Regions from separate parts of the Mus musculus genome. Here region 2 is linked to region 1. A link is a loop called in an ENCODE intact Hi-C map of the cell type or tissue named here. Cell type or tissue: left cerebral cortex. All regions are shown on one strand. Links, peaks and the distances in the headings refer to the core of each region. The heading gives the core; the rest is flanking DNA. Region 1 holds the start of BC048559 (cDNA sequence BC048559). Region 2 holds the start of Cep57l1 (centrosomal protein 57-like 1).

Region 1 (15,781 bases), core at 5,483-10,482:
TAGAAATTTTCAAGCTTCTTTTATATTATTTTTCTTTGTTTTGAAAAAAATGTTTAAAATGTCTAGTATTATAATGTGGGAAATATTTAAAAAGATGAACAGGCTTGTGCCTCTGCCCTGATGGCCTGACCGGCCAAACACTGATGGCTGACCCGTTTTATCTCGTGGAGACTCTCTGGTCTGGAACTCCCAAAACATCTCCACCCAGCTCACTAGGTTTCTAGTGGTGGGTCACTACCACGCCAACCTCATGCTCCAAATCCCCTTGTGGTGCACATTTGGCAAACCCGTGCTTTGCTGCTGTATCTTTCTCTCTTAAATCCAGACGAGCCACCATGTGAAGGAAAGTACAACACAAACTCAGTTCAGAAACAATGGTAACTCAGTCTCTGGGCCCAACAACTAAAACCTAATCTTGTAAGCCTTATTAAAATATGATTCGTATGGTGGCAAATCTTTGCGGATCTGCCATGATTCCAGGAAACTCTAGCAGCTACATCTTACCCACATGCTGTCCACATTCCAAAAGGCCCAAACTCTCTCATCCTTCCTCTCTTCCTCCATCCAACCTGGAAGTCCCGCCTGCTCGCCCAGTGATTGGCTCACAAGAAGCCACCTGAGCACGTGACTCATTGCTCATTCCTGAGAGCCTCTCCCAGGACAGCAAGTAGCACAGAGCCATCCAGAACATTATTGTGTGTGTGTGTGTGTGTGTGTGTGTGTGTGTGTGTGTGTGTGTGTGTGTGATGGGGGTTGCTTATGCCACAGCATGAATGTGGAGGTAGAAGGTAGCTTTGTGACGTCGGCTCTCCTCCCACCTTATGTGGGTTCTATAGAGTAAACCCCATTCCCTTGGCAGGAGCTTCTACCCACTGAGCCATCTCACCCACCCACTGTCAATTTCTGACTGATAGGTTTATTTTTCATTTATTCTTTGTTGTATCTTTCGTCTTTATGTTCTTCCAGCTTTTATATGCTTGGGGTATTCAGTTCTTGGGGTGCACAAAAGAATAGTACATTATAATAGAGCAGAGGCTTAAGTTTGACCATCAGATACTTGCTTAGACCCTTACCATCCATTTCAGAAACTGTTCATACTCATGACAGACACTTAATAAACCCCAGGTCTTTTGAGGCATTTCTTTCTTGATTCCTCTTTGATGATCTTCAACTTAAATTTTCATAATATTCAATCAAGGAGTTAATTAAAACCATGTTTCTATTTCTATAGACCTAGGTTGGACCTAGCAGGCATTAGAGATGGGCCACACAAATGGTATGTAAATGATACTCATTTTATACACTGATGCCTTTCAAATGCTTATTTACTCTTAGCCATCTTTGAATCATCTAAACAACCAACATAGATCTGCTAAACACAAATCACTTTTGGGTGGTGTGATGGTTTGAATATGCTTGCCCCAGGGAGTGGCACTATTAGGAGGTGTGGCCTTGTTGGATTAGGTGTCACTGTAGTCGTGGGCAATGAGACCCTCATCCTAGCTGCTTGGAAGACAATCTTCTAATAGCCTTCAGATGAAGATGTAGAACTCTCAGCTCCTCCTGCACCATGCCTGCCTGGACACTGCCATGTTCTCACCTTGATTATAATGGATTGAACTTGTAAGCCAGCCCCAATTTAATGTTGTCCTTATAAGAGTTGCCTTGGTCATGATGTCTGTTCACAGCAGTAAACCCCTAACTAAGACAGGGGAGAAGAGTTTATTTTTATCATATGTGTATAAATGTCTTGCTGGCATGCATATCAGTGTGCCATATATATGTATCTGGTACTCTTGAGGGTCAGAAGAGGATGGCAGTCCTCAGGAACTAGAGTTATGGATGGTTATCAGCCATGTTAGATGGGTGCTGGGACTGAACCTGGATCCTCTACAAGAGCAGCAAGCACTCTTAACCACTGAGTGTCTTTTCTCACATGTAGGCTGCCTGCGTTGCCATCTAGTAGCTAAATGACCTTGAGCAAGTTACTTCTTAGTTGCTGTATGCTAGTTAGAAGTGAGTACAGGTCACAGAGAGAGAGAGAGACCGCCATTCCAGCTGAGGTGTCTGGACCAGGCAAAGTTGACTTCTGGTCAAGAGGATGGTGTGTTCCAGAAGAGCCAACGCATGCCAAGGCAGAAAATGCATTTGGCTGAGCTTTTCCCATTGGCTAGGACCTGACATCACGTTCTTATTCTACCTAGCTAGTCCCAAAAAGACTGGTGTGAGGAAATGAAGGATGGTTCCAGGCCTTCAGATTCCTAGAATGGAGCAGTGGGGGCCAGGGATGAAACATCTGTACAAAGTCTTACAAGGTGGGAGACATAAAAATTTATTTATTCATTCATTCATTCATTCACTTATTTTGGTTTTTCAGTACAGTGTTTTCTTGTGTGTAGCCCTGGCTGACCTGAAACTCATTCTATAGATCAGGCTGGTCTTGAACTCGGACATCCTCCTACCTCTGCCTATCCAGTTTTGGGAATAAAGATCCACCACCACCTTGGAGATAAGGATTTTAGTTCTTTGTCTTAAATACAAGTTTTATTGTATTTGGTGGAACAGACCCATATTTGATATTTCTTTTTGTAGCTTACTAATTTCTTTGATGTTCTTTGACATTTCTTTCGGAAAAACTGAAAGTAGACGCCTATCTCTTACTCCTTTCTGGGGGGCCACCATTGTGCTTTGTTCTTTGGGTTGAACTGTGTATTAGATGCCTCATACAAATGCACCAATAAGGTGTTGCCTTTTGTGTCTGGGTTGCTTCACTTAACACAATATCCCCGAGCCATTATTTTAGCACACACCAGAATCTGATGCCTTTGAGATTTTTAGGTTAGTAAATGTTACTATCTGTTGTCTTTTCTTTGTTTTAGACATGTGTTCCTTTGTTGCCCAGGCTACATCATACTCCTACTCTTCATGCTTTGGTCTAGACTAGTGTTAGAGTGAGAAGTATACTTGGGCCCTCTTGAGGGGCTGCTCTCAGTTCTTCTGAATGCATGTCTGGACGCATAACTGTCCTTTATGACACTGACAGTTACCACTCACCTCCTCCCTTTTAAAAGCTGAAAGACTGCCATTTGAGGCCTTTGTAATGCCTCTGCTCTGCATCCCTGGCCAGCTCGGTGCGGTTGTGTGCTTCTCAGGACTTCCCATCAGCCGCGAGTGGTGATGCTTCTCACAGGTGATGATGATCATCTGAACAGCCTTAGTTAATTTTTCTGTATAACTTTTCCTGCATATTATTAGCAACCAATGTGACTTCATTATAGGACCATGCAAAAGATCCCACCTAGTCAAAAGTTTGCTCTGAATTTATTACCTACTGATGTTTCTTGCCAGGATCCATCTTCCTATGATGGGGACTTTTTTTTCTTTCAAATGTACAAATGCTAGTTTTAAAGTTAATGATGATTTTCAATGTCATAAGATCATTAAATATATTTGCATATAAATATAGTAAATGTAAGATAATCTGATCCTATAACACCTTTTATGTAAAAGTCATTGAAGGGTTGCATCTGAGTTTCTGGAATTTAATGGACATGATGCGTAGTTCTATAAAGTCACTGCATACTTTTTTTTGTTTTCCGAGACAGGGTTTCTCTGTGTAGCTCTGGCTATCCTAGAACTCACTCTGTAGATCAGGCTGGCCTTGAACTCAGAAATCCGCCTGCCTCTGCCTCCCAAGTGCTGGGATTAAAGGCGTGCGCAACCAACACCCAGCCACTGCATACTTTTTAAACTTGCAGTTACACTTCCGTATATAATTAATGTTCTGACACTTCTTAGTCTATGGGTTGTTTACAGTATAATCTGTTTTCCTGGGAATGAGCTGTTTAGTGAATGGTCAATCATAGCATTTATTTAATTGAGGTAGAAGGAGAGCACATTTTATAATGTGCAGTAAGTGTGGAATTAGAGCAGGAAGGAGGCAGAAAAGCTTTGACCTGTAAATATCCCCAGCGTGCGACCAAAGAGGATTTGTCTGGAACAGCTGGTATCTTTAAAGGATTTTAAAACAATTTTCTCAAGCAATATACAAATTAGATAGAAATTTCTCTGGCAAAAATATGGGAAAATACTGTATAAAAACTTGTAGAATATTTTTTTAATAGCATGACTGAATTGGCACCAAAGTAAGAGAACAATATGACTGTCCAGATAATAAGAAAGTGCATCTGCACAGGGCAGGTGAGCCCTGTCTGCTGCTGAAGGTGTCTTCTGGTCCTTCGAGGCTCAGATCGTGGGCTTTAAGAGGAAGCTGCTTGCATGGCAAAGAGAAGCCTTATTCTTGGCTGAGTCAGAAGTTCAAACCTGACAGTATACAGAAAGGATGCCTAAAGTGTCAAACATTGCATGGATGGTTTATGAAAATAACCAGCTCTTGAGACCAACTTCAGACCCGCATGCACTCCCATGTTTATCCCTGGCTTTACAATGAGTACACCTGTAGCTGTAAAGGGTTGCACCACTTGGCTCCCAGTGGGTCGAATGCATGCAGGCGCGTACACACACACACACATACACCATCTAATTTTTGACATGTGTGACTAGCTCAAAGGCTGGGCACTCCTAAACCTTCCCTTAATAGCAAATGACCTCCTGCAGTATTCCTGAGACTCCTAAACTTCCGCCTGTCACCCTAATCCCCGAATTGGCCACTTTCCTGCATTCTTACATGGCTTGTTGGCTTTCTCTCCTGCAGCTCTTATGTCCCATCCTTCTCCCCCAAGTCTTCCTTCTCCTCCCTCCCCCACCTCTCGCCCTAGCCCATGCAAATCTAAGGGTCTTGCCCCATATCCCTTTGCCCAGCCATTGGCCGCTGGTATCTTTATTAATCGATCAAAAACCAATCGGGGACAAGGACCTTCAGCATTTGGACATGCAGATTCCCAATTTGAGGACCAGGTTATTTCAAAGCATTGGAACCAATCCCCAATATAGACCTGTCCTGAGAACTTCCCATCACAGCCCTTGCTGTGTCTGAATTTGTGCCCAGCCTCCCACCCCCACCCCCAAGGTCTCCACCTAAAAGTTTGTTTTAATGGGGTTTGGGTATTGCAGAGACCTATCGGGAATGAGCATAAATCACCTTTGCAGAAGAGTCTTTTTTGTGTGTGACGTAGGAAGTCAGAGCAAGGGCTTTCACATGGTAGGAAGCACTCCACCATTGAGCGACATTCCCAGAATGATTTAAACATGAACTTCAAAGAATTCCTCAGTTCTATGAAATTAATTGAAAACCAAGAATTCTACAATAAGGCTCACTGGTGGAGTACCAGTTAGGGATGTGCAAGGCCTGGCTGTAATGCAAAAAATGAAGACATATGAAATGGAAATTCCAAGATGCACTGTGATCACACCTGTAATCCCTGCTCTCCGGAGGCTGAGGAGGGAGGCTCTTAAGTTCATGATCTGGGTGCTTTGAGCAAGACCCACTCACAAAAACGAAATCGCTGACCATAAATTAACCAGCCACTGCAAACAGGTAGCAGACCCCACACATGACAGAGATTGAGTTCTCAAATTATCAAAGAAAAGTAAGTTTGTCGAGAGACTTTTCTGTAAGAATATGCTGCTAGCAAGCTACTTTTAGAATGACGGCTTTGCTTCTGTTTACCATTCCAGAGGACAGAGCCCACCAAGGTCGGGGGGGCAAGGCGGCTGGAGCTTGAGGCCCACCCAGCAGTTAGGAACAGGAAGTAGAACAGGAAGTGTGGCTAGGCGCTCCTCTCAAAGCCCGCCCCCAGTGATTACCTCCTAAAAGTTAGAGCATTCTTGGCTTGCTGGAGAGTGAGTGACTGAGACTCAAACTCAGCAACCTCTAAGAAAGTGAAGTCATGTCCAGTGAGATTAGAGAAAAACCGTCCTGTTCCGCCTGCCTCTGCAGGGAGTTTGGCTGCGCTTCCCACAGAGCTGACTCAGACGCTGAGGCAGGTGCTGGGCTTCAAGGAAGCAGAGACGCCACTCCCAGAGTGGAAGTGCAGGCTGAGGTATGAGAAGGCCGAAGCTGACTTCTGGGCCCCCGGAAATCAGGAACAAAGTATTGGGGGTCCACAGGGCCTCAATGGGGCTGGGACTGGGGGCACCCAAACTCATGGGCATCTGGGTGTCACTGAGTCTCGAGGAGTTGGGAACAGAGTCAGGGGCCTGCGGGCTGAGGACAGCATCTAGTCTGGGGTGGGGACCAAGGGGAGCTCTGGTTTAACTCAGCAGTGATTGTCCTTAGCTTTGTGGTGGTTGTGGCTTGAAGCGCAGAGAAGCCTTCTACAGGAGAATTAAGCGCGGTAGTCAAATGCCTTCTTCATGGCTCCCCACGGCAGATCTTGATGAAAGAGACAGTCCACTGTTCTAAGCTGTTTATTGACGACTGCTCATCGTGGAAAATGGATACATACCGTACCATGCCAACTTCTCGGGTGGACCCGAGATTAAATACCTTTTGCTGGGAGATAGAATGTCTGGAAAGGGAAGCTTATTGGCTAAACCCTCAGGGCCTGTAGGTACTTCATTAGCATGGAGAACTCTGTTCTGTGCCTACATGACCACAGATCAAGCTTCCTTATGTGTCGAGTGCGACTTGTATTCCAGGCCTGGAATCTGGCAGGGAGCGGTGGAGTTGCCTAAATCTCAGGTATATGTCCACCAGGTCTCTGGGTCTCAGACCCACTCTACCTTACCAAGCTTCTTGTCATGGTTTTACCATCCCACAGAGAAGCAATAGTCAAAATCAGTGACAGCTGGGACATTTCTCACACTGATGTAGGAAGGTTTTAGAAGATAAATAAATCCCAAATAGGGCTATGGAAAAAGAGAGTCACACCTAAACACACCATGACAGTTACTGCAAAGCTACAATAGTCCCCAGAGAGACAGCCAGCCAGCCATGCTGGGAAGGTGGAAGATAGAGAGAGCATCATAGTGCTTCCAACCCAGAACCAGACAGCAGCGTTACCTTTCTTCTTAAGACTGCTCAAGACTTACATTATTTTCCATTTGTATGTATGTGTGTATGTACAGGAATGTAGGTGGAGGCCATAGAGGCCAGAAGAACATAGCTGATCCCATGGACTTAGAGTTCCAGGGGGTTGGGAGCCATCTGATGTTTAAGTGCTGGGAACAGAACTCAGATCTTTTGCAGTACAGCAAGTGCTCTTAAAAGCTGAGCCATCTCTCCAGCTCCTGCACAATTAACTTTTAAAAGAATGTAAGAGAGATATTATGATGCAAAAATTAATAAAATTTGCCCTAATGCTAACTAATCTGGACTTTAAGATGCAGACTTTATGAAGGAGGAATGTAGATGCAGCAAGGAATGGTGAGGAGGCACGGTGGCTGGGCTTGGAGTGACAGGAAGCCGGCCCCGTCATGGAGGTGCAGTGTTCAGAGTATTCTTGGGACCAGCCACCACAGAAGGGAGGGAGGGAGGGAGGGAAGCAAGCAAGCAAGCAGGAAATGTGAATTTCAGAGTGGAGTGAAGTGTCAGGAAAGATTTCACAGGTCCCCCTGGGTTCTGGAGCTGAGGCTGTCCTTCAGGTACGTTATGTTAACGTTATGCTCATGTTATGTTGGAGCAAGAGGGGCCTGATACAGAGTCCCCAGAGCAGACAAGGCAACAATGGAAACAAATGCCATAAATGCCAAGTTGTTTAAGTGAAAAATGTATAAGTCCATTTATGTAAAGTTTAAAATCCATGAATACCAATACAGTAAAGGTGTGTGCCAGTGTACTACAGTGTTCCTTTAGCTATATGTATTGTATACAATTTTACTTTTATGTGTATGGGTTTGCCTGTGTGTATGTCTGTACACCATGTGTGTACCTGGTATCCTCAGAGGCCAGACGAGGGAGTCAGAGCCCTGGAGCTGTGGTTACAGTTCCCTGTCATGTGGATTCCGGGACCTGAACCCAGGTCTCTGAAAAAGCAGTCAGTGCTCTTAACTGCTGAGCCATCTCTATAGCCCTGTAAGCACAAATTGTGTCTTATAAAATCAAATTCTAAGATACTAAGAAGAAACCTGTTGATTACTCTTGTTTTCTTTTTGTGGTAGGGTCTTGATGCATAGCCCGCACTGACTTAAAAGTCACAATGCTATTACAGAAGAACTAAGTTTAGTTCCTAGAACCCACATCAGGCCGCACACAGCCATCTGTGTATCTATCTCTATAGGTGCCATGCCTCCTTCTGGTCTCTGAAGGCACCCACAGATACATATATATACATACATACATACATACATACATATGAATAAAAATAAAAGAAATATTAAAAAATTTTTGACTCTTTTAGGTCTTTGGATTATGCCTTAATATTTCTGGTTTTCTTGGTTTTACTGTACATGTTTATGTACCTAAAGAGTGTAAACAGAGGGGCTGAAGTCTTGGCTCAGTGGTTAAGCCTGCTTGCTAGTGCTCTCGTGGACCACCTGGGTGCAGATCCCAGCACCCACCATTTGGATTCTGGTTGTAGGGGATCGCACACCATCTGGCCTCTGATGGCACTGCATCAAATGGCACACCCACGTGTATACATGCAGGAAAAGCTCTCCTGTCCATAGCATAAAAACAACCTCTAAAAGAATGTAAATACAAAAATACAAGTGGCACCATATGGATTGGGCTACTTGTAATTTTAGAAGTTTACTTTTCCAAAGTGTATGTATGTAGAGAGACAGAAATACATACCCCAGAGTTTGGGGGGCAGGGGAATGGGAGGGGAGAAAGAGAAACAGAGAGAGAGAGAGAGGGAGAGAGAGAGAGAACGAGAGCATGTGCATGCCCAGTTCGCCTCTAGCCTTAACTTGCTAGTTGAGGATGTCCTTAAGCTGCTGATCCTCCTGCCTCTGCCTCCCAAGTGCTAGGATTACAGGTGTGAGCCACCGTGCCCAGCAAGCTACATTAACTTTATAGAAGCCAGGGATGCTGAATAATTTCCTTATATGCTCACAAGTTGTCACAAATGGTTCTAGACATAATGGTTTCCCTAGTCTTAATACAAATGAGACCCACGTTGCCCCTACTTGCATATTTCTACAAAATTCACTAGGTTCCCTTGGTGCCTTTCACGGCTGGAGTCTATTGTGTGTTGTTCTCTTGTTCAATATTTTTAAAATACATATATGTGTGGGTATATGCAAATGAATGCAGGTATGTGAGGGGCCAGAGGTGTTGGATCCCTCTGGAGCAGGAGTTACAGGTAGTTGTTTATAGGGTGCCCATTGTGGGTGCTGGAAACAGAACTCTTATCCTCTTCAGGAGCAGTATTTTAATGGCTGAGCCATCTCCCTGGTGTCTAAGGTCCTTTTAGTGATGCTAGGTAGCTCTGCCCTTTGCCATACAAAATGCTTTTCCATTGTTTTCAGAAACTTCTCATAGAGATACTTGTGAATATGTCGCTTATAGGTGCATCTTCCCACTCTCCCTACCTCGCCTTGCTTCTCTTCCCTCACTCTTCCTCTTTCCTTAGGTCCCATGAACTAGAGAAGGTTAGAATGACCTGACTATATGCAGTTCAGAGCCACACCTTTCCCTAACCAAGTAGGGCTTTGGCTTTTAGGTGAGACTTTGTAGTTGTTTGTCTTCCACCAGAGAGTTTTCCTCCTAGGATTGCTCAGCTGTTTCTGTAAACAAACAGCTGCTAGGTATGTGTGCTTGATTACAGCACAGGAGCACGTTGTAAGCAAGAACCCACACTACAGTGGGAACTTGTCAACCAGAGCCTGTTGTGTTGTGCTGACAAAATACTGAGGTCATCAGTTTATCAGGAAAGATGGCTGGGCCTGATGGTGCTTGCCCGTAATTAACCTGACCTACATAACAGTTTTAGACCAGTCATTGCTACGTAGTGAGATGACTAGGGATTGGGGATGGGTGGTTGGGGGAGTGGGGTATCATGGCTCATGGTTTCTGTGTGGTTGGCTAGCTATCCCTAGCTAGCATTGAAAGATAGCATTGCATAGAAGTCACATTGCAGAGGAGGCCCGTTAGTAACAGCTGAAAACAGAAAGAGGACAGGCAGCTTGTCATCACCTTGGAAGTGGGCCCTAAAGCTCCCTTGTACTAGAGTCTTCCTCCTAAAGGAAGCCAGCCCTTAGCTTATGGGCCCTTTTGGGAAATTATGATCCAAACCATAGTAACTGGCTTTTCTCGTGTCCTCTTTTAAAGAAGTTATTTATTGGGGGGTGGGGGGGAGTATGTGTAGATGCTGGAGGATACCTTTATGGGTGGTTTTTCTCTCCATGTGCCTTCAATTGGATTCTGAGGATTAAATTCAGGTTTACGCAACAAGTATCACACCCCCACACCCCCAGCCATCTCACAGAGCTTTACTTTCATTCTACAGATAGTTTGTTGCTGTTTGTATCTACTTGACATGAATTACAAGCAAGTCTCATTATTGACAGTCTTCTGAGTAGTCATGATTTTTATCAACAATAAACCTATGCCAGTGTGTTTTGTTGCTTGTTGTTTGAGACAAGATTTCCTGTAACCCAAGTTGGCCCTGAACTCCGCAGGTAGCAGAGTGTGACCTTGAACTCTTTATTCTCCAGTATCACCCTTTCTAGTGTTGGGATTGGGATTCTAAAGGTATAGCATGGCCCTGGTTTTGTGGTGCTAGGGATCAAAGGCCCTGGTTTTGTGGTGCTAGGGATCAAACTCAGGCTTTGTATATAGTGGATAAGTGTTCTTTCCCCTGAACTTTTTTTTTGGACAGGGTTTCTCTGTCTAACCCTAGATGTCCTGGAACTCATTCTGTAGGCCAGGCTGGCCTCAAATTCTGCCTGTCTCTGCCTTCCAAGTGCCAGGATAAAATAAGTGTGCCACCGCTCCTAATCTTTAATTTTGTGCCAAAATCTGATTTGTGAAATATATTTTACTTGGGTCAGAGGAGTCTTCATTTTCCAAATTGTGTAGAAACTGACATAATTTTTTTTTCCTAGCCCATTAATGGAGGGCAAGCCAGGAACTTAGAAGGGAGCATTATACTGAATGACTCCAGTGTTTTGAGGAGAGTCTCACCTGCCTCCTTCTGTCTAAAGATACATATCAGTCTTCAGAACTTACATACTCTGGGGACTCTAGTAGACTCCACTTCATAGCGAGCCAGTGTGATGAGCCAGCCATGACTTAGTATCTTGCGTTGAGGGAATTAGCCCGCACACACAGGAGAGACAATGTCTGCCCAGCCATAGCCAAGAGGATGGAGACATGCTCAGTAGGTGGTAGCCAGTTACAGTCAGAGCAGAGCCTGGGTGTTTGCCAACCTGCCTCACTTAGGCAAATGAGGTTGTCATGGCGATAGCTGAGGTAGAAAATTCTAGAAGCTACAGTAGAAAATTCTAGAAGCATCTCCTTTGCCCTTCTTAGGAATACAATCATGGAGAGAAGCCAGATTTTGCCTTTTTAACCGGAAAGCCCTGAAGTCACAGAAAATAATGTAATGCAGAAATTAAAAAAAATATATATAGTATCTTTATAATGGCATTCTTCAGTTACGTTTATAAAAAGCTTTCTGGCTTAGAATTGTGCCAGTGGGAGTTACTTGTTAACAAATATTACCTCATTTCCTCCAGTGTGTCTGTGAGTTAATAACACCAGCTAGCATTCCGTGGTTCACAGCAGATGAGTAGAATGGAGGTTCACTAAGTGGAAGTGTGTTTATCAAGGATTAGATTTGGGAGTCTGACATATGCAGACTTTCCTTGGAAGCCCATCTGCCATGTCCAGTAGTACTATGAAAGACTAGAGTTAATGGCTCTGGTGAAAATCTGCATGGTCTCTGAGTATATACGTAAAATCCTAGACTCAAATTTTTGTGGTTAGGGTATATGTAACTTAGGAACCCCTGGGAAAACGGGTATTTATGTCACCTGCTCATTACTTGCTTACTTGCTTACACAACAAATAGCTGCTTTATTACTGCTGAGTTTAACCAGTTGACGTTGTAGTAATAGTTAAGTTTGTAAATGTACATCTGGGTAGTGTATTGCTAACAGCTATGTGCTGTGTCCATCAGTGTGTGAGGTATCTGTCCTTCAGATGGGATCAGTAACACCACACCCTGTCTTTCTGTTTCCCACAGACAATGGATTCTGAATTATCACAGAGTATGGTTGGGAGCTATCTTAACCCTCCAGAAAGAATGCATCTTCCATCATTCACGCAAAATGAAGCATTTCAGAATTGCCACCCTGGGACCCCTCCTAAAATGTTTAATAGTCCAAACAACCAAGGTAATGTTGTTAATATCAAACTTTACAGAAAGTCAGGAGCGGGGCATGGCATGGAAGTACCCTTCCTGTAGTTTTATAGAAAGTGCTGTGATTGTGTTTTGAGTAGTCACACAACTGTTAATCACGAGGCTACTGCTGTTCCCTGGGAGCTTACATATGTCACTCACCAGTCCTAAAAATAGTTGTTTCTTCAGCTATAAGCTACAGATTAGTGCAACAAGCTAATAAATATTATACAATTATAATAAAAGTGTCTTTGAAAACAGAAAACTACTCTTTTAGGGGTAAAAATTAAAGGCCAGAGGAGTGGTGCCACATGCCTTTCACCCCAGCACTCGAGACGTAGAGGCAGGTAGATCTTTATGAGTTTGAGGCAGCCTAGTCTACACAAATAGAGAAATCCTGCCTCAAACAAACAAAGAATAAAGTTTTACTACTATAGGTAAAGTGATAAACTACAGTTTTTGTTTAGGTTTTTCTTTTCTTTCAGGGTCTCACTCTATAGCCTCAGACACACTCCTTCCTCCCTGTCCAGGCAGGTGCCATGACACAGGCTGTGCACAAGAGAGCCCACTGTCTGGGCCGCCATACTCCAGGCTTTGCGCATCCTTCGTGCCCAGAGCTCTCTGTGCCCCATGACACTGCACTCTTTGGAGTTAGCTGACCTGGGAAGGTTTCCTAAGAAGGCATGCAGACCAGGCTGAAGATGAGTCTCCATTTCTTATCTCAGTCACATGACTGTGATGTTGGTCTTGGTGGCTTCAGAGGATGGCACTTTCACTGAGGAGCACTTTCTGCTCTTCTTACCTCTCAAGATTGCTCTCTACTTATAAACGAGGTTCTTTTTCTATTAGGTTTCTTGTCAATTTGGAAATAAAATAAAAATCCAAGGGACTACTAATAGAGAGATGGCTCAGTGGCTAAGGATGCATTAAGCAGCTACCTGGTGGGGAACTGGTGCTGGTGTGTTGTCCTCAGACCTCTGTGTGCGTGCGCCATGGCACATGCACACCCACACACACTCGATGTACACATAAAAATAAAAAAGGTAAATAAATATATCAGTAAAAGAGAGAATAAAAATCTAGAGTTGGAATCCTTCTGACCTAGATAATCAGAATGCCACTGGAATCATATCATATTCAGACAGCAGTCAGAATTCACACATATTCAAAATTGTCCTTGAAAATCCCTTAGAAAGCCTTCATAGCCAAGTAACTATAGAAAATGACTATTGCAATGTTTTAAACATAAACCTAAGACAACCTCAAAATTGAATTAGAAAATAGGACTCCAGAGATATTTTATAGTTTACAAATTACTTTGTAAGATCTGATTATCACCCTTCAAAAGAAAATCTGTAATAATGGTTGCTGTCTTAGGATTTCTATTGCTGTGATTATAAAACTAAGTGGTTAGGAAAGGATTTGTTTCCACTCACCACTGAGTGCAGCCCGGGCAGACTCAAGGCCGGAGACATGCAGCTCACTTGCTTACTCCTCATGCCTGCTCAGCCTGCTTTCTTGTAGCACCAGGATGACCAGTTCAGGAACAGAGCTGCCCACAGCGAGCCAGGCCCTCCCACATCAATTATAAATCCAGAAAATGCACCACAGGCCAGCCTGGTAGAGGGCTTCTTCTCATTTTAAATTCCCTCTTCCCAGATGACTCGGGCTGTGTCTGTCAGGTTGACAGAAACAAGCCAGCTCCATGACATTAGTAAATAAATGAATTCTGTTGAGTTTACAAACCATAAGAAAGTAATCCAGAGCAGTGGGCCAGCTACCGGTGTCAGATAGAGAGCAAACAAAAGTCCCAGCACACATTGTCCTAACTATATGTACTACTAACTGAATAATTGATATTCCACTCAGATCTAGGTTTATCATTTAAAATCACAACTTAATAGAAAATGTAAAATCACATTTGAAAAACTGCTAACTCTAAATTTATCTGCATCATGAAGACACCAGTATAGCTAAGTAAAAATCACAGTAGCAAACATGCTCCTTGTAGACTTCAAGCCCAGGTGCACGAGCCTAGCACTTGTCTGATCCATGGAAAAGCTGTCCCGCCTCGCGTGTCCTGATCTTTAGTATTACTGCTGGGACAAGGAACAAAAATGGTGAGAATGTGAGGACAACTTTAGACCTCAGTTACCACACTCATTAGTTGAAGGACGTGCGTCTGGAAATAATAATCATCCTGATAAGTTCCTTGTGGTTCAGTCTTAGAAATCACGTGTTCTAGTAGTAGATTATTGTTTTTATAAGGTACACCATAGGAAATGTATACCTTTGTACTATCATTCTTATTATTTATATTATATGTAAATATATTTATTTTATCATTTCATTTACCATACATAACATATGCGTATATTTATGTGAATATGTGTATAGTTAGTTATATAATTAAACACTACAGCATATTTACTGGTTACTGGTAAGCAAACGTGCCCTGCTCCTGGTTTACTCTTACCCAGGTTACTATGGTAGCCGTTTTCAAAGAGTTTCACTTAAAACATCGAGCACATTTCTTTTCGCTAGCACTTGTTTCAGCATTAAAAACTCTCCAGGAAAAGATTCGTCGTCTCGAGCTGGAGAGGACACAGGCTGAAGACAACCTGAACCTTCTGTCCAGAGAAGCAGCGCAGTATAAGAAGGCCCTAGAGGAGGAGACCAACGAGAGGAACCTCGCACACCAGGAGCTGATTAAACAAAAGAAAGGTGAAAGGACCGAGGTTCTCGGACATGTGGGGTGGCCAGAGTTTACAGTCTGAACAGTCAGCCCAGGGAGCTGCCTCAGCTGCCTCTGCTCTTCTGTCATAGAAACTGTGAGAAAAAAACAAACAAACAAACAAACAAAATAATGGGGCTGGTGAGATGGCTCAGTGGGTAAGAGCACTCGACTGCTCTTCTGAAGGTCAGGAGTTCAAATCCCAGCAACCACATGGTGGCTCACAACCATCCGTAACAAGATCTGACTCCCTCTTCTGGAGTGTCTGAAGACAGCTACAGTGTACTTACATTATAATCAATAAATAAATCTTTAAAAAAAAAAAAAAAAGAAACTGTGAGGCCTTGGTCCTAGGCATTTTGCTGTCTGTGGGAAACTAATGTAACTTTGAACTTACTTGCACGATACCTATTATCCTAGCTCGTAAATACACGTAGGGGACATGTACTCCGCGTACTCACATGTACTCCAGGCTGGCCTTGAACATGCTGTAGCCAAGGATGACCTTGCACTTCAGACCCTCCTGCCCTCCTGCTCCCACCCCAAGTAGCGATTGCAGGGGTCACCGCCACAGGCGGTTTGTGCAGTGCAGGGGACTGGAGCACTCTATTAACTGAGCTGCATCCCAGCCCGAGTGCGTAAATATCTATCATTTAAATCAGTCATTAAAAGAAGTACTTAGTCACGTTGTATTTGGAAGTTAGAATATTTTTAGAATAAATAGTAAACACCAGCTTAGCCTATAAATATCATTAAAATGCTTATATATTTGATTAACAGTAAAGCAATGGTAGTAATT
Region 2 (15,781 bases), core at 5,977-10,976, 56 kb before region 1:
CCTGCTCCTTGGATTCCAAGGACAGTGCTTGGTACACAGCAATTCTTGAAAATTTGTCAAACAGATTTTAATATGTTGTTGCTATGAAATCAACAAATTGAGAACGGGTGATATAAGGCTTTGTCTACCAATGTGCTAATTTTTATAGGTTTAGCGGTCATCTGGAATCCAATCCACAGCTCTCCCTTGCTGACCAGTTCCTTGAACTGACCACAGTAGTTAAAGGCCTGTAGGAGCAGCTTCAAGATCTTACATGTGACTCAGCTGCTGCTGCTGTTCCCAGTGAGTGACAGACAGCACCATGGAGCACTAGCTCCAACTACTACTCACCCTCCAAGTGAGGCGGCTGCCAGTGTGAGCAATGAGGGGCAGTGAGGCTGGGCTGGGAAGTGTGGGTCAGCAGTGTTAAGGCTGTAGGCTATCATAATGGGGGTTAGACAGCAAAGTAATTCGGTCAGATGAGCAGGGTAGATAAGTGGCTGCGCAGCAATGAGGGTGGACAGAAAGGTGACAGCTGGGGTAAGTCTGGAGAAGTGAAGGAGAACTATACAGTGGAAGCAGAGACACAAACCCATCCAGGGGTGACTTCCTTTTGGGTGCCTCAGAGACGGCTTAACTTCACTCAATGTGTAGAAAGAAAAACGAATTTTTCTCCTAAATCGACCTACCAGTCATTATTCACTAAGTAATCAAGTCACAAATTCTGATTTTATTTTCATCTCTTCAATTTATTTAAATGCTATATTCCATGGGTTCTAACACCTTGTTCAACTCACATTCATTTGCTGTTCTTTCACCACATGGCTGTCCACTATTGTTTCTGCCGCAGAACAACCTTGTAACTGATCCGACACATCCCCTCCTGACCCTGGATCTTCCAGAATGATCTCTGTAACACTAGCAATCATATTACCCTCGTGTTCAAAGCATCAGTGGCTTCCCATTGTCCTGGGCTAACACATACATTCCTTAGCCCTGCCCACAGTCCCTCTGGGAGAACAATACTGTGTCTACCTTTCTAGTGCACCTCTCCTGTGCTTGGCATTGCGCTCTGCATCGCAGGCATTATTCCATTTTATCCTCTCGGCATCGGCAGCACTGTGAGGCAAGAACTACTAGCATCATCCCCATTTTGCAGATAAGGAAACTGAGTTGAAAAGCAATATGGAACTTATTCTTAGTTGTACAGATAAGAAAGTATCTAAGCCAGGTCTGCCTGACTCCAGAGCATATGCTCTTAAATTCCACACTTCCCTCAAACTGTGAACTTCAACAATCCTAAATTACTGTCAAGTCTTAGAACTCAGTTACTTGCTCTTGCCTTGAAGCCTTCACACAAACTATTTTCTAGGTCTAGAACCCTATGACAAATCTCACTGTATGGATAATTACTCATAAGAAAAGTGTGGTGGTATATAACCACAACAACCTGGCAGGCTAAGGCAGGATCCTGTCTCAGAGTAAATGAATGAATGAGTGAGTGAGTGAATGAATGAACATTAAATCTCTCTTTAAAGGTGTTTGCCTCAAGAAACTCTCCCTGGACTTCTTTACAGCCTGTCTCCCTTTGGCAGAACATCCAAACATTCCTACTTGCCCCCAGTGCTTGCTATGTTAGTCACTGTGTGCTGCTCAAATGCATGCATGAATCAATGCTGTGGGGGAGAAACTCCATAAAGTGGAAATTTCATCTTTGCAAATTAATGGGAGACAGCAAGAAGGCAAACACCTTTGTTTATCCATCGGATAGTTACTTAGTAGCTTCCAGGTCTCAGCCAATACTCTCAATACTTGAGGACTTAAGAGCCCTTCTGGGGGAAGAGACTTAACCAACACAGCTTACTGAACAATACAAATCAAGTACCTCTTACAACAATGGCAGCAGTAAAGAATAACAGAAGAGAGGAAAAATGAAGGTCTATAGGAAGCCACTACAACACAGAACCCGGTGTCCTTTTGCAGAACAAATCCAGCTTGAGATATACTTTACATAGTCTACTGCACTTGTGAAAGAGGAGAGGTGCATTCACTAGATAGGACTCTGGCACTTTGCATGCCATTTCATCTCACAAAAGCTCTGCATTCTTATCCTGATTTTATAAGACGTGAAAATCGAACACAAGGAAAGGCAAGGAACTTGCCTAAGGTCATTTAGTACATTAATAAGGACGCACTTGAACCCAGGTCTGACTCTAGTGCATTGCCTTAGCACTTCCCAGAGCTCGGATACTTTATCTTCAGTATAACTCTTAACAAGTTATATTATTTAGTCTCCCACTCAGAGACCAAGGTGAAGTAGAGTCACACCAAGAGGAAGGGCGACTCCCCTGAAACACTAGATGAGAAGCCTACAAACTTCCCGGTCACCTACTTACATACAACCCACAACAATGTTGGATGTGCACAATGATGACTCCACTACTTAAGAAAAATTCCCATAGTGGCTATGCAGAGGTCTAGAGAAATAGTTCCTTATGTCCAAGGGACAGAATGCACATACACTGAGAATTAGCTCCTTCCTGTAAAACGAATTATTACTGATTCTAGAGTATCTGTAAAAATATTTGAAGATAATTATTTTATGGCTATGATTGCACCTCTTTTATCTAAGTCACTAAAGAAAGCTGTCATCACTTAATACACAGTCAGTGAGCATTCTTCATATGTATAAACATTTCTCCTGCTTCTCCAAATTTTAACACACCTTCTAATACAACAGAATAAAGTGACTGTAGAAAAATGGCAGGACATTATAGAATTTTAAACCTTACTGCACTCACAATTTAATAGGTTTGCACATGAAAAGAGGAAAGAAACAATTCAAGGAAAACAGAAAATAACTGAGCAGCCAAGTATTTTCACCAAATGCCTTACCTGGACCCAACTTTTCTTTCTTTTTCTCCCCACAACCCCCTCCCTGCAACCCTAAGGCAGGGCCTTGCCATGTAGCCATGTATGGACCTAGTACTCATTGCTCGCCAGGCTGGTCTCGAACTCCTGGTGGCATTATTCCTCAGCTTCCTGGGAGTATGGAGAGTAAGCTACTGAACGCCCAACTCTGGGTCCAACTTTTCCACCTGGACAAGAGTTACCTTCTTTATGACTTAGGCTGTTTTTTATTATTGTTTTCTAGTTCTGTTTTAGGATGCTTTTAGAAAATGAAATCCTGTCTTTGTTAAAGAGCCAGAAAAAAATTATCCTGCCAGTTACTCTGAACAAATAGGAAATATTTCATGCAACTCCTCATTTTTGAGGCTTTCAGTGTGAAACTTTCCACACCATAACAATGTGAAAAGCGCACTGGCTACACTTGGCAACAAACAGAAAAAAAATGACAAAGACTGGATTTTAATTAACCAGACCTTTCATATATATTATATTCCACAGACAATGCCATTTCTACCCAAAAACACCATAAAAACAATTCCTGTTCATCTATTTTTGAAAACCGTTTTTAGTTTAGCCTGTTCCATTTGGGCCCAACATTGAACGTTTTACAGAACCCTCTAATGCCTAGTGATGTCATTATTAACAGCTAACCAGTTAGACTACCCCCATGGAAGCAAAAGCGACGGGAATAACTAAGTCAAATCACATCGGCTAGTTAAGTCACTCTAAAACTGCTCTTACCTCGACGCTCTTCAGAATGAGCCCGCTTCTCTCTCGCACATCTTTAAAGGGACATCTCTTAGAGAGCATAAGCAGATGAGCAAGAAGTTTATTCATCCCATCCAAAGAAACCGCGTTTGAAAGTCCGTCTGAAGGTCGGGAAAGTGTCTCTTTCGCTGAACGAAGGTATTCGGTTTTTCTCAAAACGATCTGCCTAATGTTTTCCAGTGCTGTCTCTCTAGTAGTCGTGTCTCTGCTGCACAGTCCCTCCCATCTCGCTTCATTCTCTCCTTCAGCCATGACAATCAAGAGCTTTTTCTTTTTCAGCGTTTAGTCAGTTACCTTTCAGCATTCCCCCAAAGCAGCCCGTCGTTTGTTTGTTTTTTAAACAAAAAACAAAAACAACGAGAAACGCTAAGAATAAAGTCAGAGAAATCCAGCCGTCGTGAAAGCAGGCGTCTGGATGGCACTGGGAATCACACGTGCTTTTTAAAGTTGATGCTTTCAAATCGATCCACAAGGCGGATCACCCAGGCACCCTCTCCTACACGAGGGCAGTCTTCTGACAGAGATTGAAAAGAACAAACTTGGAAAGTTGCAATCTCACAGAGCTGGTTAGCTGGACACAGAGTCCCGGGGAAGTGTTCTCTGTGTCGCAGGGTCAGCGGATATCCTCACGTTGTGGAGCTGTCAAATCCGTGCTTGGTCCCAAAAGGCTGGTAAACAGTAGAAGGTTCTCCAGCCATTCGATTTTTTGTCTGTGCAGCGGCTGGTTCTCGACCGTTCCCACCCCGCCCTCCTCCGACACCAGTCTCCGCCCCCCTCGGCTCCTCCTAGCGCCGCGGCAGGGCAGCGGGCGGGTGCTGGCGGGGTAGGCGGTAGACCCTGGCCCTTAGCTGCTGGGGCCCGAGGCTCCGGTGCTCCGGGGGAGCAGTGTCCGCCAATCACAGTGTCAGCGGCGACTAAGGGCGGCGTCCCCAACCCTGCCGGTTCTTGTCCCCCGGGGTACGCCGATGCTCCTCTTACTCCTCTGTCCTCGCCCACCTCCGCCAAGCCAGAGGGCACCCCGCAATCCAGCAGTCATCGAGCCCAGGGCTGCACGGCTGAAGCAAAGGGCCCCAGGCACAGAGCCCGCCCCTTCGCCCAGCCCCGTCGGTGGGGATCGGCCCAGAGGGCGGGAGCAGGGAGGGGAGACGGGGTCCTCACCCCCAGCCCCTCCCCTGTCCCCGCCCGGGACCGCCGGGAGCCGCCCCTGCCCCATGCCTGCCTCTCCGCCCAGGCACACGCGACCCGCAAAGACAGCCATTGGAAGCAGCCCCGCCCTCGGGCAGAGTACCTCCGGACCCCGAGTCCAGCGCGCCACTGACTAAGACCGGCTGCTGCGCATGCGCGACGCCGGCCAGGGCGCATGCGCTTTCCGCGGTGTTGTCCTTTCTCGACGTTTGGAGGCGCTGGTTTGAAGAAGGGGAAAGAAAAGTAAGGAGTACAGATGCCCGGAGATGTTTATCGAACAAGAAAAGCCGAACAAATAAAGGTGCTCTATAGTATTCCAAGTAGAAATGGGATAGAATTATGAGTGACAGCCAAGCAGGCAGGGCTTTGCGTTGGCTTTTGGGAAATGTAGTTGTAATGCTAACTACGCGCTCTGTTTGCGACAGAAACTACAATTCCCAGATGCCACCGCGACACTTGTCTTTGCCCGCGAACCAACGGTTCTGGAGGCCGTGGTTAACTGGGAGCGTCCATCTGGTAAGCGTGGTAGGCTTGGTTGTGACCCGTTCAGTGAAAAAAAATTTTTTTTTTCCCCTCGGAAACTCTGGTGCCGACGCCATCTGGGATTGCTTCCTTTCCGTCGTGGCTTGCCGGGAGAGAAATAGTGCAGGTGCTCAACACCTTTGGTTGGGTGACTGAGGCAAGGATTTGGGGATCATTGTTTGGAAGGCCAAGGAGCAGCCTTAAGACAGGCAAACTGGAAAAAAAAAAAAAAGAAAAGAAACAAAAAAGCAAAACAAAAAACCGACGCCGCTGCTTCTGCTGTCCTCTTGCACATAGGCCCGTGCTGAATGGATTAGGAATCCCTAAGCGTTGCCATTGCACCTTTGCCCTTACAGGGATCTGTTTTGTGCTGTCTTTGCTCAGTCAGATAGCATCCGAAGGGGATCTTTGAAAGCAAGTCTCTTGTGTCTGAGACTGAAAAGAACTTCAAATGTCCTTAGGTTTGGAAGGTTCTGTATGAAAAGAAGCCTATAAAAACCTCCTAAATGTGTTATCTTTGAACGATATGGTCATTTCTCTAAAGGTGTTTTTGGAAGGTTTTTAATAGACTGGTAATCGGATTCGATTTTAATCCTTTGTTTTACAAAGTAAACATAGTCATAAAATATTAATCTGGAACTAAAGAGATGGTGCAGTAGTTAAGAATTGTTCTTATACAGTACTTAAGTTCGATTCTCAGCCCCAACTTGGCAGCTCACAGCCATTCATAACTTTAGTTCCAGAGGATCTGATGACTTCTAACCTCAGTAGACACCAGGCATAAACCTGGGGCACAGGCATACATGCAAACAATACACTCATTGAAAAATCCAAAACCATAAAAATTAATGAGGCTTTTAACATGAGAAAAGTGTAACAATAACTTTTATTCTCCTGCTGTAATTGCTGTCTGGAGGCTTACTGCCTCCATCAGCTAATCTAGGCCCAATCCTGCAAGCTTCTAGCTTCTGTAAAGGCCTATAGTGTTTCCAGCTTTTGAGACTTCCTGCTGAATAAGCTCACTCTTTCTAGCTCTTTCTGAATTCTTGCTCTCTGGTTCAACTCAGCTGTTTTGGCCCAAACTCCTCTGACTGATTCAAACTGGCGTCTCTTGCTTCTGACTGAATTGCTCTGCTTGGCTTCAAACTAACTTTAGCAATGTGTTCTACTCTTCTGGCTCCTCCTTATTCTCTGGCTCAGCCTGTCATGTCTAGCTTGTTCTCTCTTCACCCTGTCTCTGTAAAACTCTCCCGGTAACACTGTCTCTTTTCCTCTCTCCCTCTGTCTGCTCCCTCCTATGTTGCCTCTCTCTCCTCTCTCATGAGAGTTGGGTAGATCCTAGTCTACTGAATCTTTTTCTGATTCATCACTTTGTTTCCCTCTCTGTTAGACTTCACTTTCAAACAAAGCTGCTTCCTTCTACAAACTTTGCCTTCATTGTTTGGGATTAAAGGTGTGTACTAAGGGTGTATCTGTGTTCTAACCAGAGTAGCTATGTTGCCGAATTAAAATCCCTCTACAGAAGAGTGAGAAAGATACCCCTCATCTTATTAGAACACTTATGTGGCCAGGCGGTGGTGGCACACGCCTTTAGTCCCAGCACTTGAGAGGCAGAGGCAGGCAGATTTCTGAGTTCGAGGCCAGTCTGGTCTACAAAGTGAGTTCCACGACAGCCAGGCCAGGGCTACACAGAGAAACCCTGTCTCGGAAACAAAACAAAACAAAACCAACCAAACAAACACTTATGTGTAAAATACAGTTGTAATACTATTTGATATTGTTGGCTAGAGGAACATTTAGCCCAGTCTTAGAAAGTCAGGGAAGTCTTCATCCCAAGGAAAATGAAGGCCAAATGAATAGCATAAGGCTTCAGTCACCAAGTGCCTTCTGTTCAGAAGGATGTCACTGAGCTTGTATTTTAAGATAGTAAATAAGTAATGTAGAGTATATAGCAAAGGAAACAATGACAGCCAGTTAGGAAGGAATGAAAGGTGCTTGGCTGTGGGAAAAAAATCTTCCTTTTCAGTGGGAGGAGGACCATTGCTGGATGGATGTGCAGGTTGCCTGCCACCTCAGGACAGCTGTTAGAAGATGAGCTTGCAGGGTGGAGTTGCCCTATTCAAAGACCTCCAATATTGAGAGGGTCTTTTAGCCTCAAAGCTGAGGGTGGGGGTTGGGTACACAGGGCTTTGCTTTTGGGAGTGGGTGACACAGACCATGGGCAGGAAGAGTCTGCACTGGGAGGGGGAGGGGTGCAGAGTTTTCTCTGCCTTGTTCTGGGTGGGCTTAATTCTCCAGAGTGTCACAGTTGACCAGCAGCCCTGGTTTTTATTTGGGGGTATGGAGTGTTTTGTTTTGTTTTGTTTTGGGTTTTATTGTAGGCTCCTCCAGTTACCTTTCTTCAAGTTAATTTATATACTTTGCATTCTTTGATGCAACAGCAGTTACTATTTGTAGCAGAACTAAAGAAAGGAAGAATTATGGAAATCAAGGGCTCTTGTGAGTTCTAAAGGTCATCCGATAACAATTTAATCATCCAGGTGGGATTAAGGATTCAAGAGGGACACAAGGTATAGGCAGAGGAGACATGGAAGGACTGGTCCAGAGGAACCTGTGCTACAGAACCACTTGAAAATGAGATTTTTGAAATTGGACCAAGTGGTACATGTCTGTCATCTTTTAACTGGGGGGTGTGAAGGCAGGAGTTTGAAGCCAGCCTGAGCAATGTATTGAGACCATGTTCCACAGGAAACAAGATAGTAAAACAAAGGAAGCATGACTTGCTGTCATGGAGAAGTGCATGTTGGTATATGGAATAGGGAAGAGGTCAGTAGATTGGCCATATGGCTTGGGATATGGAAGAGAAATGAGGAAGACTTAGCTGCAGAGACAGTGGAGGTTTCATTGTAATGTTTTGATAATGGGTGTTGGTTTTGCCAAAGGAGGGTACATTCCATGACGTTCAATGAATTTGAAGTTTTCCACAAAGTGATTCTGAAGGAGCAACCAGTGTAGAGGGAAAACCCTCAGTGTTTTCCTAGAAGCAAAATGAAGACAGAACGAGGAAGGAATGCTTAAATGCTGTTCTAGATGCAGTGGCATAAGGACTAATGGACCACTGCGGGGACTTTTAATAGAAGTTCAGAAGCCATTGAAAGGACTTGAGCCCCTGTTCCTGTCCTACCTGCTGTCCCCCGAGGTCAGACCCTCTTCTTACCCCCCCCCCCACCATCAAAGTGCTAATGTTCCTTGTTTCCAGACTGAAACTAAGTTGTTATCTGACCTGAGAAATCAGGAGAACCAGAGGGAGTGATTTCCCAAGCTCGCAATTGGGTGTGATGATCCTGTTCCCTCTGCTTTGAGGCCTTTCTTCAGTCCTTCCAGAGGGTAACAGGAAGGAATCTGGTGTTAACCAGTTACTTTCTTTTGTTCTGTCTCTCTGTCCTGACCTCTGGTGGAAGGTAACTTTGAAGAGACCAGTCTGCTCTTGTTTCTGCTGTGTTTTAGCCTCCCTAGCTGTGAAACTGACCTCTGTGGGACAACGAAAGGCTCAGCTTATTTGATGGAATGAAGTGTTGCCTCATTCCAGAGTTGAAAAAAAAAAAAAAGATTATTTAAGCTTTTGTAAATTGCAACTTTGTTGTTTGAAAGGTCACTGGCCATCTTGATAAGATCAGTTTGGGTGAAGAGTGCAAAAAAGCAGGTGGTTTTTGTTTTGTTTTGTTTTTTTTAAACCAAAGGCAATAAGTAGACACAGAATCTCTGTCCTTGTTTTCTTTGTCAAAATGAAGACTGCCTCATCTTGTCTGACTCCTCTTCCTTTGAAGATCTTAGCTCAAATATTTCTTGCTCAGAGAAGTACCCCTAATTAGAGAAACAAATAAATGTGCTCTTATTTCAGCATGTATCTTTACTGGTGTATTACAAATGCACTTTTCCGTTTTAGTTTCCCATAATGTGATTAACACCTGGGTGAAGGCAGCACACCTGAGAGCATCCAGTGCCTGGGTCTCCTCAGTCTGGCTAAAGCTCAGTACATCGCCTGGGGCCCAGTACATACCACACACATGCTTGGTGTTCAATATGTGTGTTATCCCAGCACTCTAGAAACTGGTGTAGGAGGGTCAGCAGTTCAAGACCAGCTTGAGTTACTGAGCAAGGCCTTGTCTGGGAAGTGGATGGGGGCAGGTGGGAGTGGGTGGGTGGAGGAGGTTGGGGGTGGATGGGAGGGTGAATGAGCAGGAAAACACTCGTGGTATTTTCTACTCAAAGGTACTGCTTATTGTTGATGAACAAAGCTAGGTGGTTAGTAGATGGAAGAAAGTGATGAAAGCATTTTAGAAAGCTGTAATTGTCATGAGATATTAAGACATCTGCAGAACAAACAGTTCTGTGACTTGGGTGGAATTGTGACTTAGGTGGAACTAGCATCATAAAAATACTAAGAACAGGCACATCCACAGATCTCAACTACATGATCAATTCTTCAGCTATTCTCCTTTTTCCCTTTCCTGACAACCTCTTTCAGATGTGGTTCATGGTAGGACTGATCCTCCTCGTGTGTGTAGTCCACTTACTGCCTCTTCCTCACATCTACCCTTTGTAGACTGTGCCATTGCTCATTAACCATGCTTTCCTGAACCGTGCAACATTAGAAGAGCTTTTTTAAATACCAGCCAGGCACTGGCCTGATGCTGCAACCGCAGACCTACTTGATGTTTAAGCTCTGGGAAATGGTTCTTTTGTTTTTCTTCTTAGGGTGATTTTAATTAAAATAAGCTCCAAAATCTTTGGACAGTGTTCTAAAAAAACAGTAAAACCTAGCATGAATGTTAGTTGTGCATCTTGCTGTGTGCGGTGGTTCCTTCAGTAGGAGCAAAGGCTCCAGGTGATGGCTATTCTTGGTTGTCAACTTGACTGCATATGGAATTAACCAAACCCAAGGAACAGGGCACACCTATGAAGGATTTTTAGTTAATTGGGTCTTTTGAGGTTGGCAGACACCCTAAATCTCAGCCACACCTTCTCATGGCAGCCTATATAAAGGATGGGGAAGAAAGATACTTTTGCCTTCTGGGTGCTTTTCCTCAGTCTTACTGGCATTAGAGCCTGCTTCTTCAGGATTCCAATGATATATACTGAAGACCACCTGAGATATCCAACCATGTGGACTGAACAACTATTAGATTCTTGGACTCTCTGCTGAGAGACATCATTTGTTGGACAAACACAGCTTGTAAGCCACTCTCATAAATCATGTGTGTATGATATACATTTTAGAAGTTCTTACTGAAATGAAGATGCTGAGGCCAAACTTAATAATCAATTAATATTCTTTGAAATACCTACCAAGTAAATAGCATATTGGTCTTCCTGCTAGTTATTTTTTTCTTTCTGTAGGAAATTTGTACACGAAACCATCATGTTGTCTCAGAACTTGAAGTCATCAGCAGAGATTAGGTATATTATGTGATAGGTCAGTTAATACTGTTGAGTCCTGGCCTCCTGAGCTGTCTTTTTTCAGCTTCCATTCCTGTTTGATGGAAGTGTTTTGTTTAGACACATTCATATTGTAGGCTAGTTTTTGGTTCTCTGCCTGAGAGAAGATTTTGCATACATGCACACATTGGGTTACTATATAGTTGGCTCTTGAATGTCAAGTTATTTATGTGCGTTTACTTGAGACAGGGCTTGCACATGGCCTTGTTTGAGATCATCCAGCCTTGTACTCCTAGTGCACCTTAAAGTCTAGTAGAACAACATACTTTGGGCTTTTAGTAAAGTTTGTGTCTGTGTGATGTTGAAAGATCCTGACAGAGAGTAAAAATTCCATGAAAGCCTCTAGACATGTGTCCAAAATGGACCTCGCTATTGGCAGAAAGTAAAGTTTAACTTGCTCCATTGATTCAGAAAATGTTTGTGCAGAATGTTCTGACCGTTCCTTGAACCCGTGTGTTTGCCAACCACTGTAGCCCACTGTCAGGTGGTTGCGGTTTGGTTGTTGAGCTGAAATCAGAAAATTTCCCCAGCAACTTAAGAACTGTTTCTGTGTGCCAGCGAATTTTGGTTTCAAACTTTCGGTTTGCGGTCGCAACATCTCACGTCTCACGGGAGACAGAGACCCGAGTCTCGAGACATGGAGTGTGATCGGCAGATGTGCTAGGATCACTGACTGCCGCTCTGGGGGATGCCTCGGAGCAAGGGGAAGGACTCTAGGAGTCCGACTGGGACGGGAGTAAAGACTCGGTAGTCTTCCTGGATTGGAAGAACTACTCACCAGCCCGACCTTCTGCATCTTTGGATTGGTTTTGTCTGCCTAAGAGGTGGCAGACATTTGTTAGTCTTTGTGTGTGTTTCTTCTGTGTCTGTTTTGTGTTTTTTGTCACCTGGACGATGGGACAGACTGTGACGACCCCCCTAAGTTTGACCTTAGATCACTGGTCTGAAATTAGGTCGAGGGCCCACAATCTTTCAGTGGAGATCAAGAAGGGACCTTGGCGGACTTTTTGTGCTTCTGAGTGGCCAACATTTGATGTGGGCTGGCCACCAGAGGGGACTTTTGACCTGACTGTGATCTTTGAAGTTAAAGCCATTGTCTTTCAGGATGGACCTGGGTCCCACCCAGACCAGCAACCCTACATAACTGTGTGGCAAGACCTCGTCCAGAATTCACCCCCATGGATCAAACCGTGGATCCCAAAACGGAAGCCAGGTTCTCGAGCCCTGGCTCTCCGCAGACCAAAAGTGAAACCCAAGGATCCTCCTGAAAAGGAGCCTTTGCCTGGGCCCTCAGCTCTCCCCAAGATCTATCCCGAGATTGAAGGGCCTCCTGAGTGGCCAGAACCTCCTCCTCCCTATCCCCTGCCCCCTCCAGCTTCCACGCCTCCACAGCTTCCAGAGCCCGGCCCTGGGGCTGGTGGCGGCACAGTTGGAGGACCGGCGGCTGGGACCCAAAGCCGGAGCGCACAGAGTCTCTCCGCAGATGGGGTTCCTGACACCATGTCTGCCTTTCCTTTGTGTGCAGTGGGACCAGCGGCAGACCTGCACTCTCTCCAGACTCTTCAGTATTGGCCATTCTCATCAGCTGATCTCTATAACTGGAAATCCTACTTTTTCAGAAAATCCAGCTGGACTAACCAGCCTGGTGGAGTCATTAATGTTATCTCATCAGCCCACTTAGGATGATTGCCAACAGCTTTTGCATGTTCTTTTTACCACAGAAGAAAAAGAAAGAATCCTCTTAAGGGCTCAGAAGACTGTCTCAGGGACAAACAGGGCCCCAACCAACCTGTCCAACAAGATAAACGTGGGGTTCCCTCTCGATAGACCAGACTGGGACTACAACACGGCTCAAGGTAGGGAGAGGTTGACAGTTTACTGCCGGGCTCTAGTGGCAGGTCTCAAGGGAGCGGCAAGATGCCCCTCCAATCTGGCAAAGGTAAGAGAAGCTATGCAGGGGCCAGCTGAAACCCCGTCTGTTTTTCTAGAGAGATTAATGGAGGCTTACGGACGCTACACTCCCTTTGACCCGACCTCGGAGGGTCAACAAGCCGCGGTAGCTATGGCTTTTATAGGGCAGTCATTAGCAGACATTAAAAGCAAGTTACAGAGACTGGAAGGGTTACATGCCATGGCTTTACAGGACTTAGAGAGGCAGAGAAAGTGTTTACAAGGAGAGAAACAGAGGGAGAAAAGAAAGAGAGAGAAGCATGAGGAATAAAGAAAGAAAAATAGGAGGGATCAGAGGCAGGAGAGAAATTTAAGCAGGATCCTGGCTGCAGTAGTAGAAGAGCGTGAGGGAAGAGGTAGATCTGAGAGTAGACAAACAGGGTACCTGGGCAACAGGGAACCTAGACCTTGTGGAAGAAAACCCGTTCAGAAAACTCTGGAAAAGGACCAATATGCATAGTGCAAAGAGAAGGGACATTGGGCGCGAGAATGCCCATGAAGAGTGGGAAATGCCCCTAAGGTCATGACTCTCGAAGATGATGACTAGGGGAAATGGGGCTCAGACCTCCTCCCCAAGCCTAGGGTAACCCTGACTGTGGGAGGGGACTCCTATGGACTTTCTAGTATATACCGGGGTAGAACACTCTGTGTTGAAACAACCATTGGGGAAGCTCAAAAACAACAAAAAAAAAACATAGTAATTGGAGCCACAGGCCAGAAACAATACCCTTGGACCACTACACATACTGTAGATTTAGGGAAAAGACAAGTGAGTCACTCACTTGGTCACCCCTGAGTGTCCCACACTGCTTCTGGGGAGAGGTCTTGACTAAACTGAAGGCCCAGATTAGATTCACTCAAAAAGGGCCGAGAGTAAGTTGGGAATCCCCTGCCTCCATGGTCCTGGCCCTACAACTTGAAGAAGAGTATCGCCTACATGAATGCATGACGCAGCAGAAGGGCCAGCCCTAAGAGACTGGTAGACTGCCTTTCCTAGATCATGGGCAGAGACCAGAGGCATGGGGGTAGCTGTCAGAGTACCCCCCATGGTTGTCGAACTGAAAATGGATGCTACCCTTATAGGGGTGCGGCAATACCCAATGAGCTGCGAGGAAGGGATGGAATTAGGCCACATATTCAGAGACTATTGCAACAAGGTATTTTGATGTCTTGCCAGTCGCCCTGGAATACTCCTCTGTTGCCGGTAAAGAAACCCAGCACGAGTGACTATCAAGATCTAAGAGAGGTCAACAAGAGCATCCAAGACATTCACCCAACTGTTCCTAACTCCTATAACCTCCTCAGCTCGCTCCCCCGAAAGTGAAAGTGGTATACAGTACTTTATTTAAAAGATGCTTTCTTCTGTTTAAAGTTACATCCCTCCAGTCAGCCTATATTCGCCTTTGAATGGAGAGACCCTGACACTGGACAAACGTGACAACTGACCTGGATGTGGCTACCCCAGGGGTTCAAGAACTCCCCCACCCTTTTTGATGAGGCTCTACATCTAGATTTAGCCTCCTTCTGAGCTGAAAACCCCTAGATGATCTACTCCTTACTGCAACCTCAGAGCAAGAATGCAGGCAAGGGACAGAGACTATTAGCTGAACTGGGTGAGTTGGGGTACCAGGCCTCTGCTAAAAAGACCCAGTTATATCAAATGGAAGTTGTCTACCTGGGATACACTCTTCGTGATGGGAAGCGGTGCCTGACAGAGGCTAGGAAAAAGACTGTGACTCAGATAACAGTACCGGCTATTCTGAGGCGGGTGAGAGAATTCTTGGGCACTGCTGGGTTCTGCAGACTTTGGATACCTAGTTTTGCAACACTGGCTGCCCCCCTCTTTCCCCTGACTAAGGAAAGTGGGGAATTTAAATGGACATCAGAACATCAGAGAGCCTTTGAGAATATTAAGGAGGCCCTGATGACTGTGCTGGCCTTGGCACTGCCAGATTTAACCAAGCCCTTCACCCTTTATGTTGATGAAAGGATGGGAGTAACCAGAGGGTTCTTACTCAGACTCTAGGGCCATGGAAAAGGCCCGTGGCACATCTGTCTAAAAAACTGGACCCAGTGGCCAGTGGATGGCCCACATGTCTGAAGGCCATTGCAGCAGTAGCCTTGCTTGTTAAGGATGCCGACAAGTTAACTTTGGGACAACAGATAACTGTGGTGGCCCCCCACTCTCTTGAAAGCATTATCCGCCAGCCCCCAGACCAGTGGATGACCAACGCCCGAATGACTCACTATCAGAGTCTGCTGCTGACTAAGCAGGTAACGTTTGCCCCTCCTACCTGAGACAGAAGTCTCTTTGCCTGTCCACTGCTGTGCTGACATCCTTGCGGAAGAGACAGGGGTCCAGAGTGATCTGTGTGACCAGCCATGGCTGGGCATTCCAAACTGGTATACAGACAGAAGCAGCTTTTTGGTAGAGGGTAAAAGGATGGTAGGGGAGGCAGTGGTAGATAGCAAACATGTGGTGTGGGCCAGCAGCCTGCCAGAGGGTACGTTGGCCCAGGAAGCCGAGCTGATTGCCCTCACCCAGGCCCTTTGGATGGCTGAGGGATGGCTTATTAATATCTACACCGATAGCAGGTATACTTTTGCTACAGCCCACGTCCACGGTGCCATCTACAGGCAGAGGGGATTGTTAATGTCAGCAGGTAAAGATATTAAAAATAAAGAAGAGATTCTGAGTCTCCTTGAGGCTATTCACATGCCAGCCAAAGTGGCCATCATACACTGTCTGGGACATCAAAGAGGCTGAGATCCTGTGGCTAGAGGTGATCAGATGGCTGACCAAGAAGCAAAAAAAGCAGCACAAGGACCTATGGTCCTCATCATGAAAACCTGGTATAATCAATTTGAAAACCCCTATTGTTCCTTGGAGGTTAGCTTCAACTACACCCTATAAGACTATCAACAAATGAATAAATTAGGTTTCAAGTTTGAAAATCCCTATGGCCTA

The links. A loop is a pair of places that touch in the nucleus more often than their neighbours do. Peaks named below come from ENCODE experiments on the same cell type or tissue, not always from the same donor. Only the 100,000 strongest peaks of a DNase experiment are listed, where the experiment ranks them.
Region 2: a loop joins it to region 1, with 6 times the contacts of the local background. A loop is called at or near these places in 2 of 42 quality-filtered maps.

The regions. Positions count from the first base shown.
Region 1 is chr10:41,742,233-41,758,013 of GRCm38, reverse strand. It overlaps Cep57l1 (centrosomal protein 57-like 1), which reads left to right. Exons shown (of 11, transcript NM_001243074.1): 3 at 12,093-12,243; 4 at 14,793-14,972. BC048559 (cDNA sequence BC048559) reads right to left here and starts at 11,293. Exons shown (of 4, transcript NR_152819.1): 1 at 11,075-11,293. In left cerebral cortex, for the core only: no CTCF peak of the experiment used is centred there; DNase peaks (open chromatin) are centred at 5,863 and 8,531.
Region 2 is chr10:41,799,150-41,814,930 of GRCm38, reverse strand. It overlaps Cep57l1 (centrosomal protein 57-like 1), which reads left to right and starts at 5,063. Exons shown (of 11, transcript NM_001243074.1): 1 at 5,063-5,143; 2 at 5,268-5,358. The coding sequence starts at 5,284. It overlaps Sesn1 (sestrin 1), which reads right to left and starts at 4,357. Exons shown (of 10, transcript NM_001162908.1): 1 at 3,631-4,357. The coding sequence starts at 3,909. In left cerebral cortex, for the core only: no CTCF peak of the experiment used is centred there; no DNase peak of the experiment used is centred there.